2 separate regions of the Homo sapiens genome follow, and region 2 is linked to region 1. The links are chromatin contacts, found by Hi-C or POLR2A ChIA-PET in ENCODE. All regions are on one chromosome and are shown on one strand. Each heading gives the region's core, a stretch centred on a gene start or an enhancer-like site at or near the end of the contact. The rest is flanking DNA. Distances are from core to core; before and after follow the strand shown.

Region 1 (7,172 bases), core at 2,141-4,640:
TTGTTTTGAGTTACTTGTGGTGAGGAGGCACCATGTTCTTTTCACTGCTTAGACTGTTCCAAGATTTTCCTTTAACTTTGAATGTCACGATGGCCCAGACACATGCCAAGTGTTGGCCTTCTTTTCCTGACTAAGTTGGGTTCAGGATTGTTTGTGATGTTGAGGAGTTGATCTCATTTTGAATCGGGTTAGCTCTAATGCTCAGGTGTTAAGTTTACTGAATCATATTTCTGTATCTATCCAAGACCATCCAGGAAGTCAACTCAAAAAGGAAAATCAGTCTGTCTTTCAGGTGCAGTGTGGTTTTGCCTGACTCTTAATTTATGGGCTGCCCAAAGATGAGACAGGTCTCTGGGGATAGGGCTGTATCTCTCTGACTGATTTTGGATTTAGTGATCTGCTACTTGGGACTGAAGGTATTCTGCCTCGATCCTGCCAATCGTTCCATCCTGCCAATCATGCTGAAATTGGGATTCCTGTGAGATTCAAATGATTTGTCCCAAGATGCATGGAAACTATAGATAAAATCCAAAAGACAGCTATGACTTTTTAAATCCCAAATTACTGTTTGACGCTATTGAAATTTTCCCTGGCTACCTTATCCACTACCATCATAGTCCCCAACTTCCCAGGGCTATGGAACTGATGTTGTAAGTAAATGTAAGTTGAAATATAACATTAGTCAACAATGCTTCATGTAGGAATGCTTAGGGTATGTGTGTATGTTTGTGTATTTCCAGAAGAATGTGTTAATTTCCTTCTTGATCATATTTAGATTAAAATTCTCTTAAAATTTATATTGAAAATTGCTGACTCCTTAAGCCAAGCAAGAACCCATTTCCTATGCTAATTAGAGATGCTTGAATGATTCATTGTATGCCTAACATAACACCCATCTTTGGTGTAACTTCAGTCACCCAATTCAAAAAGTTATATATGATAGAAAAAAGACCAACAAATCCAGAGTTTAAAGTTTACGTGGTTAAGTTTTCAGGTTTGCCATCATTCTCAGCAAACTATTGCAAGGACAAAAACCAAACACCGCATGTTCTTACTCATAGGTGGGAATTGAACAATGAGAACACATGGACACAAGAAGGGGAACATCACACACCGGGGCCTGTCGTGGGGTGGGGGGAGGGGGAGGGATAGCATTAGGAGATATACCTAATGTAAATGACGAGTTAATGGATGCAACACAGCAACATGGCATATGTATACATATGTAACAAACCTGCACGTTGTGCACATGTACCCTAGAACTTAAAGTATAATAATAAAAAAAAGTTTTCAGGTTTGCTGAAAAAATTAGTTTTATCACTAGTTTTATTTCGCTAGTAGTTTCAATAGAAGAGGTGTTTTATTTAAGTGATTCTTCTCTTTCACTAATACTTCCTATTTAAGTTACTGAACTTAAAAAATAATATTTGGATGAAATTTCTAGTTCTATGAATGTGTAATATACTCCTGTTTAATAATCTAAATGACCTTATGATGATATCAATTACTGTACTTCAAGGACTATTTGAGGGTTTCAGGCTATTTGCTGCTATGCTAAATGGCTCCAGGCTACTACGGCTTTCAAAGCTTTTGTGTCAGCATTTGGCAGGTTTTCAGGTCACTTCTACTGTTTTCAAGGCAATTGACTGTAGCAACTGTCCCTACCTTCAATTCAACTGCTTTGAATCTTCCAGAAGCTGCAAAGGCAGATAACCAAGCTGGTTAACAGTGTCTTTGACTGCATTATTCTTGTAAATAAATAGGCTTAGAGTTAATTTCTAAACATAGCTGAGAAATTAAATTAGGTGTATCTAAGAGAATTTCCCTTAGAATGTGCAGATGAGTAGAACAGCCATTTTTTTTTTCTCCCAGAAGTCCTTCTGCCTTTCCAGTTCTGTTGCAGGTGGTTGAACTTGTCCGAGGCCTGCCCACCCCATACTTAGGGAGAGGTGTGGCATGCTGCAGCAGTGAGACCAGGAGCTCCGGAGCAGATCTCAGCTGGAATTCTGGCTCCGTCATAGTCCTGCTGTGCAACATTGGGCTAGTTACTTTGCCTCCCAAGACTTAGTTTTGACAACTGGAAAATGAGAATGAAAATAAAACCTCTCCAGAGTTGTAGCGAGGATAAAGTGAGGTGTGTGATACAACAATAGCTAATATTTATCGAGCGCTTATTAGGTGCCAGGTACGTAGTTAGCACTCATATAAACATTAGGTCCTTCAGACGTACCTGGCTTTGTGCCCTTACTAGTTGAACTTCACACAATCAGTCTGCTGAAGTCCACACACAATATTCAAATGCCATAGAAAAGAAGGTAGAAGAGAATGAATCAGAAAGAACCTACCATGTACAGATACTAGGTTGGACATTTTCCTTGTATCATCTAATCATCTCAGCAATGCTTCGAAATAGGACCTATTATCCTTATTGCACAGATGAGAAAAATAAAGACCCAGATAGGTTGTTTTTATACTTTCCTACGTATTAGAGGGAGCCGTGAGATGAATAGAACAAATTTAGCACAATTGAGAAACTCAATCCTGTAAGAGTAAATTATAACACTAACATTAACAATCTAGTTAATTCCTTGTTTAGTAAATCATCAAAGAAGTTTTTCTTTTATAGAGTTAAAATAATGAAGTGAAAAACATCATCTTTTCCATACATTAAAAATAAAGATATCAAATTCATTTTATTCTGTTTGACATAGATGTTCTCGTAGATCCTTGCATGAGTTAAAGGCTAAATTACTTTTTTTCAATCATAATACATACTGAGGCTTGTTTTTGCTGCCAAAACTGTTCTTTGGTTTAGAAAATTTCCCCTAGGTCATTTAGAAGTATTCCCAGAAAAGATGAAAATGCCAAAAACCTGGTCAAATTTTTTTTCAAGTATTGCACCAAGAATGGAAGGAATCCGGGAATCAAGAATGTATATTTATCTGGTTGCAAGGAGAAGAGGGGTTATCTGAATGCCAGCGACTCAGTGTTTGTCACTTTCATAGTTGACAATTTCCCCCTCGTTCTCTTGCTAACTTCATGTATTGTGTGGTCAATTTTCCAACCTTTCTCTTATTTTAAATATTACTTATTCTCAGGCGGAAAAGCCTCTTGAGAAAAATTTCTTTTTGGGCTCCACCTTTTCAAAGGAAAGTGCAAATTAGTTGTAGCAAATTTGTAATTCTATTTCCATCTTTAAAAAGAGATATTATTCAGGCATTGGTCTGCTCTGTCACCTTGAATCAGAAAATGGCTCCATCTGGTTTATTTAGTTTTTGATAGCTCACACTTCAAAGAAAGGCAAGGGTTATATCCGCTGACAATTGTGTAAGCCTGCGCAAGCAAAAATAAAATTCTCCCCCGACCCCCGCAGTGATCAGTATGTATATCCTGAAGCAGGAGAAAGCTGATGACGTCTGTTGTGGTTTGCTGACTCCCAGCAGGCTTCATTCTGCAGGCTTGACTCAGGAAAAAGAATCCCACCAGCTTCAAGTGAATTCTGCCCAAGTAAAGATTACTAATACAAATATCATGGAATTGGCTCTGGTGCTGCTTTTGGGCTTAAAATTCTGTGTGCGTGTCTGTGTGCTTGCACACGTACACGCACACGCATATATGTGTATTTTAACTTCAACATCGATATTCAACGTAATTTTTCAGAATTCCTTGCAGCTCTCATAGGGTATTTAAGCTTTCAGGCAAAGTTCTGGCAGCAGCTCCTCACATGCAATCGGCCAGACGTTCCACTGATATCTGTGTGGACTCTCCAAGGTCAGATTCAGTTCTGAATTGATGGAAAAATAACAGAGGGCCAATGTGTTTTACGCATTGTCATTTCAAAGAGATGAGGCTTTGAATAGAGGTACAAATCACCAATATTTCATTTTATGTGTAATTTTTACTCTACCTACTTTCAAAAGAACCCCAGTTCTGTTTCTACCCCGGCCTTGGTTATGCAACTGCTGTCTGCTTTGGCTGCCCCCTCTGCAATATAGGGATAATAATACTGCCACCTATGTCATGTCATAGAGGTGCTTTAAAACTAATGAATAGAGAACTACAGGAGCCTCTAGCTCTTTGAAATATAACCAGCTTACAGCTTGCAAGCTATTTTCAACAGGGCTAAAAGTTCACACACTAGATATGTTAATAGTTCTACAAAAACTTGCAAATAAGAGTGTGTTCATAAATTAAATAATTCAAATTAACTTTAAAATGAGTGGAATATATATCATGTGTATACATGCACACAGAAACAGGAAATGCATATAAATTGTTGAAATATTTGTTAAAAAATATCTTCATAGAAAAACTTAGAAAATTATATCACAAATACCCTGTACAAGTTAATATTGACAAAGATTATCACCTTAGTGGTATTGTGAGTGATTTTATTTTCATTGATATAGCTTTCCTCTATATTTCAAGTTTCCTAAAATGAACATGTCATTCTTGCAAAATTATGAAAATAATCTCAATAAATATCTTTTAAAAAACTAACTTGAAAGGGGGAAATTACTCAGGTAAAATTTAAATGGGGCTTTTAAGGAAAAATTCCTTTGAATTCTAAAAGAACAAGTTTGGGGTGAGACATAAATGAATTGGTCAAATTTAGTGCCAGTCCTAGAATACTTGGGTTTGAACTTAGTTTACAACAGGAAGAACCGCTCAGAGAAAACCTATCATTTAAGAAAATATTTAGTCCTTGCCCAGACCTAAAGTTTTCATATTTATCCACAAGTTTGTACAGTATGTCAGGAAGCAGTTACTTCTAGCCTTGTCTCTTCAATGTAGCACACTACTGTCAATAAATTTAATGCACACGAAAAGTACAAAAGGAAGATTCTGGCAGTCAAGTTAACCCTACTGCCCATTATTCCTGACATGCTGGATTGCTTCGAGTTCTTCTCATCTGCTGAAAGCCCTATCAACTCCAGGTTTTCTCATGTCCTGTTCCACCTTCCTGGAACACTCCTTCACCAGGCTAATTCCTACACGTATCTTAGGTATGAGTTTGCTCTTATGTTCCAGAAATCACATCTTGGTCCCCAAGGCCAAGTTCAACGGCCTCCCATGTGCTACTGTGGCCACCCCACATTCATTCCTAACAGCATGCTTATCTTGTCCACCACCTCTGGCCTGAAAGTCACTTGAGAGCGGAGATCCCTGTGCCTGGCACATAGTTTAGTGTGACACTTTGGATCAGGACTGCTGTGACTTCTCTCAGTTCCATAACTATTCCAGTCTACAGGATTTGGAAAGAAAGAGGAACACCTTTGTCTTGGCCATTGTCAGCATGCCTGTGTTTTTCTTCCACAAAAGAACTGGTGAAAAGAAGGAGAAACTTTAAAGATTTATTATGAGGAAATTTTGATTTAGCTTATTGCATAACTTATTTAGTAAAATTTGTTATTCATAAAAAAATACCTTGGCCTGTCTTAGAGAAGTGACTACATACACATAGGAATTTTAAAATAAAAAAGATGAAAAAAGTTTTTTTTCCCCTCTGACTATTGTAATTCTCAAAGGCAAACACTTGTGTTAGTTCTACACATGTTACATCAAAGATAACATGATTTCTCCTTCTTCTTTGAAAAATACCCTGCATCTGTAAACCATTAGCTTTCGTCTGGTGGTCTTGTTATATTGGATGAAATCCTTGAATGTTTCATGTCTCCATTTTTCTAACTGTAGAATGGGGCTAATTCTGCTCTCCACAGTGAAAGATAACAGAAAAAAGTTCATGTTTGAATACAGATGTTTGCTATTAATTAAAAGGGGGGAAATTACTTTCATATTAGAGTTTATTGTCAGAACACTCTCTTTAACTAGAGGAATTATATTCTTCTTTTCCTTATATGTTTGACTACCTCTTTCTGTATGTAGGCTTTAACACTTCCCTTCCTCATTTCTCAGCTAAAATGACTGAGCTGCTGAAAACCTTGCTGCTCTCCTGTTCTCCTGATAGTGAGGGAGTTCTCAGGAGATCTGGTTGTTTGGTAAGTGTCTGACATTTCCCCTGCTCACTCTTTCTCCTGCTGCCATGTAAGAGAATGGATTCTATAAGCACTCACAGGGAAATAGAAAAGACATTAAACACATATTCCTCGTTCCTTAACTTTTCCATATCATGACTGCAACTATTTGTGAATGGTTGTATTAGTAAAATGAGTAAGTTAGGACAAAGGAAGCAGTGACTTAAGCCAGTCCAGCTCCATAACTCTAGGCTGAGTCAGCATGTCCATTTTTTGCAGGAATCTTGATTTCTCCTCTTACCCAGACATTGCTGATAAAGAGTAGGATCTAAAATTCACAGTGTGGGGGCCAGAAACAGATCAAGAGAGAGCAAACCAGCAGAGACACCTCAAGAAAGGGAGCCTAGGAAGAAGGGAGCCTGGAGGCCTAATTTTGCTGTGAGTGGTTCCTCCTGAGCATTCAAAGGGTGGGAAGGGAGCTTGTAGGCAGGGGCTGGGAAGGGAGTGGGTGCTCTGTCTGGGGAGGGGTGCTGAGAGACAGGAGGGAAGCAGCATAGTTTGAGCCAGGGCAAGTAGAACAAGGAAGTTAAAGGGGTTGTTCAGGAGCCTTTTTGTATATTTCACTTGTAATTACATTGCCACAAATGTGTTCTTGACTTAGAATCGATCTTCTACCTCGTGAGAAAGACATAAACAAAACAAAGATCCTCAAGTTTCACCCAGGGGAGATGTACAAACTATATTCTAAATCATTATCATTTTCCAAGAACTCCAAGTCCCCAAATCCAATAAAACTTATACTCTGAAACTTCTCCTTTTTTTTTGTTTTAAGTAAAAATCTGACCACAGATACCTGCACATCCTATGATTCCAAGTGCAGCCACTCTGGAATGTCAGCGATGAGGCTCTAATTGAAGCTGTTTCATCAGGTTAGCAACTATGCATAGTGCCTGCCCCATGTTAGTTCAGGCACTTAGAAATATACACATACTGGGATGCTTCCCTGCACTGATTAGTCCACATTAAACCTCTGGTTAGCCAACACCGACAAGTTTGGGTAAAATGTGAGAACATTACTTAAGAGGCCAAGATCCACATTTGGACACAAGTATATTGCAATCATGCAAAAGAGATATTCCAAGGCCAGGCAGCCCAAGTAACCATTCATAATAAGAGATCTGTTTAAAAATGAAAATT
Region 2 (7,172 bases), core at 3,314-5,813, 53 kb before region 1:
ATCTCTACTTAAAAAACAAAATTAAAGTATCAGCTATGCCATGAGCTATCTAACCAGGTGCCCCTCTCCCACCATTTCCTCTCCCTGTACCCTGTTTAGGTCCTTCACAGAACTTAGGACAATTTCGATTTGTCTTTCTCTCTCCTCGCCTCCCCGCCTATTTATTTTCTGTTTTCCCCATTAAGGGCAGGAACTGTGTTTATTGTATTTGCCATTATATATTCAAGACAAATTATGATGCCTGCTACATAATAAATGCTCAATAAATATTTGTAGAATGACTGACTGAATGAAAAAAATGTTAAAGGGGACTGAGGGAAGAAGCTAAAATATATTTAGTTTTTGTGCTGTGTACCTTTTAAGGCACTGTTGTAGGGTCACCTCATTTAATTCTTAAAACATAATAGATGCTTAATAAATATTTTTAGAATGACTAACTGAAGGAAAAAAATGTTAATGGAAACCAAGGAAAAAAGCTAAAATACATTTACTTGTTACTGCACTGTGTACCTTGTTAGGCATTGTTATATGATCATGTCATTTAATCCTTAAAACATTAGAATGCTGCACTCATTTATTAATTTATTGAGTGGAATCTTGCTCAGTTGCCCAGGCTGGAGTGCAGTGGTGTGATCATAGCTCAGTGAAGCCTCGAACTTTTGGCCTCAAGCGATCCTCCCACCTTAGCCTCCCTAGTAGCTGGGACTACAGGCATGCACCACTACACTTGGCTAGAGTGATATAATTTTAACATAATTTTTCCAGTAAGAAAACTGACATCCAGAGAAGTTTATAATTTCTTGGTGTTTCTGTAATGGTGAAATGAACTATCTCTCTGTTGCCTTTCTAGCACTTTGAAAATAAAATTCTCAATACTTCAGAATTAAACTTATGTATACACACGTGTGTGTGTGTTTCCAGTTTACTTTTCCTCTTGTCCAACCTTTCTGATATGTTAGTGATTCTGAACTTTGTGCAATGCTGAGGTGAAGGCTGAGGTTGGCTACAGAGACGATGGCAGCTGAGCTACAAGGCAGTCTCTGTAATTTTGTTTTCACTGGTTATTTTCAATATATTTATTAGGTTGTTAAACTGAACCATCTTGACTGGCCCCAGCCAAGTTTCTTACAGTGGAAATGGCACATTAACTATGCAGCTGTCATGAGAGAAGTCAGTACTCTTAGGTGAGTGCCTGTAACTGAAATACAGATGGGCAAGTCAAGAGTGGGTCGAAGGTTCAACATGCTCTTTTCCAAACCTCTCTGGTTTGGAAATCTAACTCGAAACCTCCTGGAGTCAAGGCTTCTGATGAGATTCCTGGAGCTTCTTGGTCCAGGCGTGGGTTTGGAATACTTGGGAAAGGGCCGACCACAGGGATCTCAGGGCTCCTCATGCTGGCTCTGTTTGGAAGTGTTGAGCTGCATGAAAAGTAGGGCACTTGATGGGGTGGTGGAGATTTTTCAAAACCTCAACAGGAATTTCAATTGTTCATTTGGACAAGAGTTTGGGTTTGGTTCCTACGTAAGCCCAAGTAGTTTGTTTTATACTGACTTTAGATTTTTTTGATTCAAATCTTTGCTGTTATTATCACGTAAGAAAATCAATCTATTATGGTATTTTAGTTTGGTCATAATAAAAAAGTCAATATGTTGCAAATTATTAACAATACATTTAAAGAATGCCATTCTAAATGAGAGTGTGTTTTCTAGTATCTTAACGTATTAAAAAATTTTCAATGTTTTTTAAATTAAATGAATTAAATCATGAAAGAAGGACTAAAATGCTATTCTATCTGGATCAATGCCATTAACTAACCTTTTAAAATAAAAAAAGCAGATTAGAGAACACTTAATATTTTTTCAACAATATTGTTATTCATGAGACTTGATTATGCTAATATTATTTGAGAATGACATATTATAGTCATATAAAATGTGAAAAATATAGGCCTGAAAGCAAATTGGATGGGTATTTATAAAGATTAATAAATATTCTAACTGGATATCATTGTGAAATTATAAATAATTTGCCTTAATATCATTGACAGATTCTAACCCAAAAGAATTCAAATATATTGGATTTCCTCTCCTGTTCAATTGGAATTCAAGGACTTAATCCACTTTTAATTACACTGTTCCTGTTGTTGCATCAAAAGGTATGTTTATCAACTGGTTTTGAGTTTAAGTAGCTGTTTCTTAAAATTCATTTTAAATCTTCTGTTTTTTTTTTTTTATATAGGCTTTCATACTTTAAGATACAGTGCAGCTGAATACAGTTGAATATAGTTGAGTTGAGCTATTCAACTGATCAGTTCCCTGCAACTTAATATGTATGCTGAGAAAGAGTTGACTCTTGGGGGAATTTCTAATTTTTTGATATTTATCAGTTTAATATACTTAAAGTTTTGGGGTCTTTTGTGCTCATTTGAATTCAGATTTCTGTTTGCATAACACTTTAATGATGACTCGGATTAGAGATAGTTTCATTGATCAATAGACAGAAAAAGAGATTTGCCATCTTTTAAACTGATTCTTTAAGCACTTCATTTACCATTCTGAATTTTTTAACATTAATTTTTGTGATATTTTTACCAAGGCAATTCATCTCTGCTCTATTTTCTGATGAAGATATTGTGATTTTAACAGTAATTTAAAACAAACAAAAATTGAAGATAATTTTTCACACTTTATAACTGTATATTATAGAACTAAGTGTTTAAAAAAGCTGAAAATGACTCATTTAAAAGACCTAGTTTGTTTTAATTGGCTAGATATTAATTTCAAAAATTTAAAATAGGCAATAACTGTATTCTTGAATGCCTTAAAAACTCTGCACATTTATATAATCAAATGCTTTTTAAAGAATATTAGCCTTGCTTTTCTGAGACAGTTTTGAACTGTACAATTTCAAGGACTGAATTGAAGGGGAAACCATTAGGACTTGTTGATGGAGGATGCATTCACTACTGATTATTTTCTAATTCCTCCATGGATTTGATCAGTGTAGCCTCACATGTACATATTTACTTATGCACGTGCTTGTGAATGGTTTAAAGATGATTCACTGCATGCTGAGAGTGTTTTCTCCTCATGATTTGTCCCCGCTTGCTTACTGCTTCCAGCTCCTCAGCCTTTAAAGCAAAAGCACATTTTAAAGTTATTTCAAAATTATTTCTTTCTCCTTTGCTATGGGCAGTGTAAACCCTAAATAAAATTCTAAGCCCCCCAACCAACTGAATTGATCCCTCCTCTGGGCCAAGGGCATTCTAACGTAAACCTGAAACACTAGTTCAGGCTATGAGGGGAAGGGGTGGTTGGACATGCCTCATTATACCTTCCTCCCTTAGGAATTCAGGCACAGGTGACCAGCACTGACATTAAAACAGAGACCTTAAGACTGACAAAACAGATGCTTTGTCGCAATAAGATACTAACATGAGATAGCAGGCCCTGAAAGAAATCGAAGTATTTTACCCCAAAACAGATTGCTTTGACATATATTTGACCCATTCTATGTATTTTTTCTGATCCAGGAGAGAATCAACTAAAGAGTCTGGCACCTTTTAAAGTGTGATTAAGAAACATTTACAATCGATTCTCTCTGAAGCCTGCTACCCAGAGGCTTCATCTGTGTAATAAGAATCTTGAAGGCCGGGCACGGTGGCTCACGCCTGTAATCCCAGCACTTTGGGAGGCCGAGGCGGGTGGATCACAAGGTCAAGAGATTGAGACCATTCTGGCTAACACAGTGAAACCCCGTCTCTACTAAAAACACAAAAAAATTAGCCGGGCGTGGTGGCGGGCGCCTGTAGTCCCAGCTACTCTTGAGGCTGAGGCAGGAGAATGGTGTGAACCCGGGAGGCGGAGCTTGCAGTCAGCCGAGATCGCGCCACTGCACTCCAGCCTGGGAGACAGAGCGAGACTCCGTCTCAAAAAAAAAAAAAAAAAAAAAAAAAGGAATCTTGGTCTCCACAACCCCTTCTCTTAACCCAGGCACTCCCTTCTATTGATTCCAGGTCTTTAGATTTTTCAACCAATTGCCTATCAGAAAATCTTTGAATCCACTAATGACCTGGCACGCCGCCCCCACTCCCAGCCCCAACTCTCCTAGTTGTCTTGCCTTTCCGGACAGAACCAATGTACATCTTTCATGTACTGTTGGATGTCTTATGTTAAAATGCTCAAAACCAAGCTGTAGCCTGACCACCTTGGGCACATGTTCTCAGGCCCTCCTGGGCCTGTGTCACGGGCCGTTGGTCACTCATATTTGGCTCGGACTAACTCTCTTCAAATATTTTACAGAGTCTTAACTCTTTTTCGTCGACAGCAGCTAACAATTGAACTGTTTGGGGGATTAAAACATGAATCACAAACATTCCTTTCAGGTGGCATTTCATTTTTTTCTTCTGAAGGAAATCAAGAACCAGAAATTCAGTTTCTTCTAAATTAATTAGATCATTGTTTGCTGCTTTTCCTCTTCCTGACCTTCTCTTTTCATTGATTCTGGAAGGGAAGTGTGTGTTCCACTCATCTCAAAGGAATGCTTGCAATTTGGCGGTAGATTATGCAAACTCCAATTAGCGATCCACAAGGTGTTGAAAAAACAAGGCCTGATGTGTGGGAAATACTGGCAGCTCACTTCCAGCACTTGAAAAACACCTTCCTTGCTTAGATGTGAAGCCACATCTATATCAACATTAAATGCTGGTCAAAAATCACACTTAGAATAGTTGAAATAGAATACAAAACCAAAGCAAACCAAAAAAGTTAAAAAGAAGAAGTCAAACACTTTAATTCTAGTTATGCTTCCGGCATAGAAGTCCCTAGATATTGCTAGTCAAGTCTTAATTAGAATGTCCTATGTAGTTTTAGGTTTTATGTTAAATTCTAACACATTTCATGCCTTCATTTCAATTAAAAATATTTACACTGGGCTTTGGGTATACAGGTCTTCATAAAGTCTAGTAGGGATTTGAAAGTGGGCAATGGAAATCAGCAAAGGCAGATGATTAGGGCTGAGAAACAGAAATAAATTCAATAAAGTCTCACTTAGAATTGGGATTATTTGGTTTGGAGAAAAATGGGTAAATTGTTCCTTTGAAGATGCTTTAAGCTGAAAATTTTACATGCATGCCTCATCTTATTATCTAGAACATTTCTGTGAATGAAGGAGAAAGATACATTCCCAATGTGTGGAGGAATTCCTACAGAGAAAAAACATGGTTGTTGTGTTGGGTGCAATGGCTCACACCTGTAATTCCAGCATTTTGGGAAGCTGAGGTGGGAGGATTGCTTGAAGTAAGGAATTTGAGACCTGGGCAACATAGCAAGACCCTATCTCTATAAAAAATATTAAATTAGCTGGGTGTGGTCGCATACACCTGTGGTTCCATCTACTTGGGAGGCTGAGATGGGAGGATCACTTGCGGCCAGGAGTTCTAGGCTGCAGTGAGCTACCATCTATTGTGCCACTGTGCTCCAGCCTGGGTGACACAGTGAGGCCTCATTTCAAAAAAAAAAAAAAAAAGGTTATGGTTATCCAAAGGAATACTCAGGGAGTCATTGATAAGGATGTAACCAGTATTCATATTTCCCTAGCTTCAGCTTTGTGCTCTGTCTCTCCATTTCTTCTGCTTTTGTTCTTCGGTTGCTAAGTGATATTCAACTTTTTTTCTTTTTAAAGAGTATTTATCATGAGACTTTGTGTAACAGGATATATTGCATACCTGAAGGTTTTTTAAAAATCCTAAAAAGGATTTTTAGTAAAAACTTTAAATATCTGTTTTCATAACTGGTTTGCACCTGCATAGCGAAAGGGCTGAACATCTATTCTTTTGCAGTTGCCCAGGCTATGCCTATTTCATTAACTTATTCAAAGATCCAAAGTGCCACATTCATGTTCTCTAAGGGCTTTGAATCTCTCATATTTGTGGGTGCTATAATAAGAAAATGATGGCTTTGTAAAGGAGCATCAATAACGTTTCATTTCTGTTCAGTATTTGGTTCGGAGTCATCCCACCTCTCCTATCTACTCTGAGACCATGCATCTTGCCTTCTAAAAGGACCAAACCAAACCCAAACAGCAAACATGGAATCCAAGGTGCACATCTGCTCTAAGGGTTATTGAGTCATCCTGGGGGAGTCAGTCACATTTCCCAGCATTAAGTATAATATTATGGGCAAGGCCTTTGTGCTGTTGTGCAATGGAAACAGGAATTGCTGTATTGCCTCGCAGGTAGAAGAGTCTTTCCTTCTGAACTGCTATTAAGTCAGACTGGCTAAAAATAAGGAAAGAGCCACATATAGACATGCCTGGATAAAACTTAAAACAAACAAACAAAAAAAGCCTTTATGGAAATCACTGGATTGTGAACTTTGAGGAAGCCATTGGCAGTGGTGTGTAAAATTGGTGACCTTGTTGTAAACCACCAGTTAGAACTCTGAAGATCACAGGGGGAAATACTATTTTCACATTGTTACTAAGAACTGATAAAAAATAAAGAGCATATCTTAGTGGTTAAAATCTGAAATATTAACTGTTCCATAATAGCTGCTATTCTAGAAATCTGATCTTTCTGAAATTTATGCCTAATCAGACTTTGAAAAATCCAGAATAAACTAAACTATTTAGATGAAAACGTTACATGATCACCATGTAATAGAATCTGAGACACTGAACTCTATAATTTAATATTAATTGATATACGGTTGTATACCCTGAATTTCTTGTTTGCTGTTGGGTTTGGTTTGGTTTTTTTGGAAAGCAACATGTATGGCTTCAGGGTATATGGAAGGGGTGAGCCGATTTTAAGCAGAATCCTACAATGCTTCTGAAATTGAAGTTAAAGCAGCAATATTCCTGGCACCCTGGGATTCAATTAGATGCTTTGTGATGCCTTCTCACTCCCTGGCTACAGAGTATACCATTAACTACAATAGAAGTTTATGAAATAGCCAAATCAAGCCCAAAGTCTCTTTTTAAATTAGCAAGACACTCATAATCATTAGTATGACTTCTCAGATGAGGAAAAAAGATGACAATTTCAGTTTTTTTATATTATTCTAGCCCTGTGATTTAGCCTCAAAGGTGGTTTTGTGAAGCAAACGTCTAATTTGATAAGCTGATTTGTAAATAATTGTATAGGAGAAATGGTTAATAACATAATTTTATGG

The links. A loop is a pair of places that touch in the nucleus more often than their neighbours do. ChIA-PET counts read pairs that join two places held with the same protein, here RNA polymerase II (POLR2A). Pooled maps may share reads with other maps.
Region 2: a pooled map shows a loop between it and region 1 (2.0-fold over the local background). The contact joins two enhancer-like sites. A Hi-C loop is called at or near these places in 1 of 50 pooled maps. POLR2A ChIA-PET finds 5 or more read pairs at or near these places in 4 of 52 experiments (A673, AG04450, BJ and 1 more).

The regions. Positions count from the first base shown.
Region 1 is chr6:136,011,458-136,018,629 of GRCh38, reverse strand. The region is part of intron 2 of PDE7B (phosphodiesterase 7B); the gene reads right to left. Among named protein-coding and RNA genes, the nearest start is that of PDE7B-AS1, 58 kb to the left of the region's middle. Within about 2 kb of position 3,390, at least 2 of the 41 ENCODE cell types and tissues checked have a DNase peak (open chromatin) inside an H3K27ac peak, as active enhancers do.
Region 2 is chr6:136,065,207-136,072,378 of GRCh38, reverse strand. All of the region lies in intron 2 of PDE7B (phosphodiesterase 7B), which reads right to left. It overlaps PDE7B-AS1 (PDE7B antisense RNA 1), which reads left to right. Exons shown (of 4, transcript NR_149042.1): 2 at 1,084-1,184; 3 at 2,048-2,155. Among named protein-coding and RNA genes, the nearest start is that of PDE7B-AS1, 4.0 kb to the left of the region's middle. RefSeq lists an enhancer at 4,176-4,720. Within about 2 kb of position 4,563, at least 4 of the 41 ENCODE cell types and tissues checked have a DNase peak (open chromatin) inside an H3K27ac peak, as active enhancers do.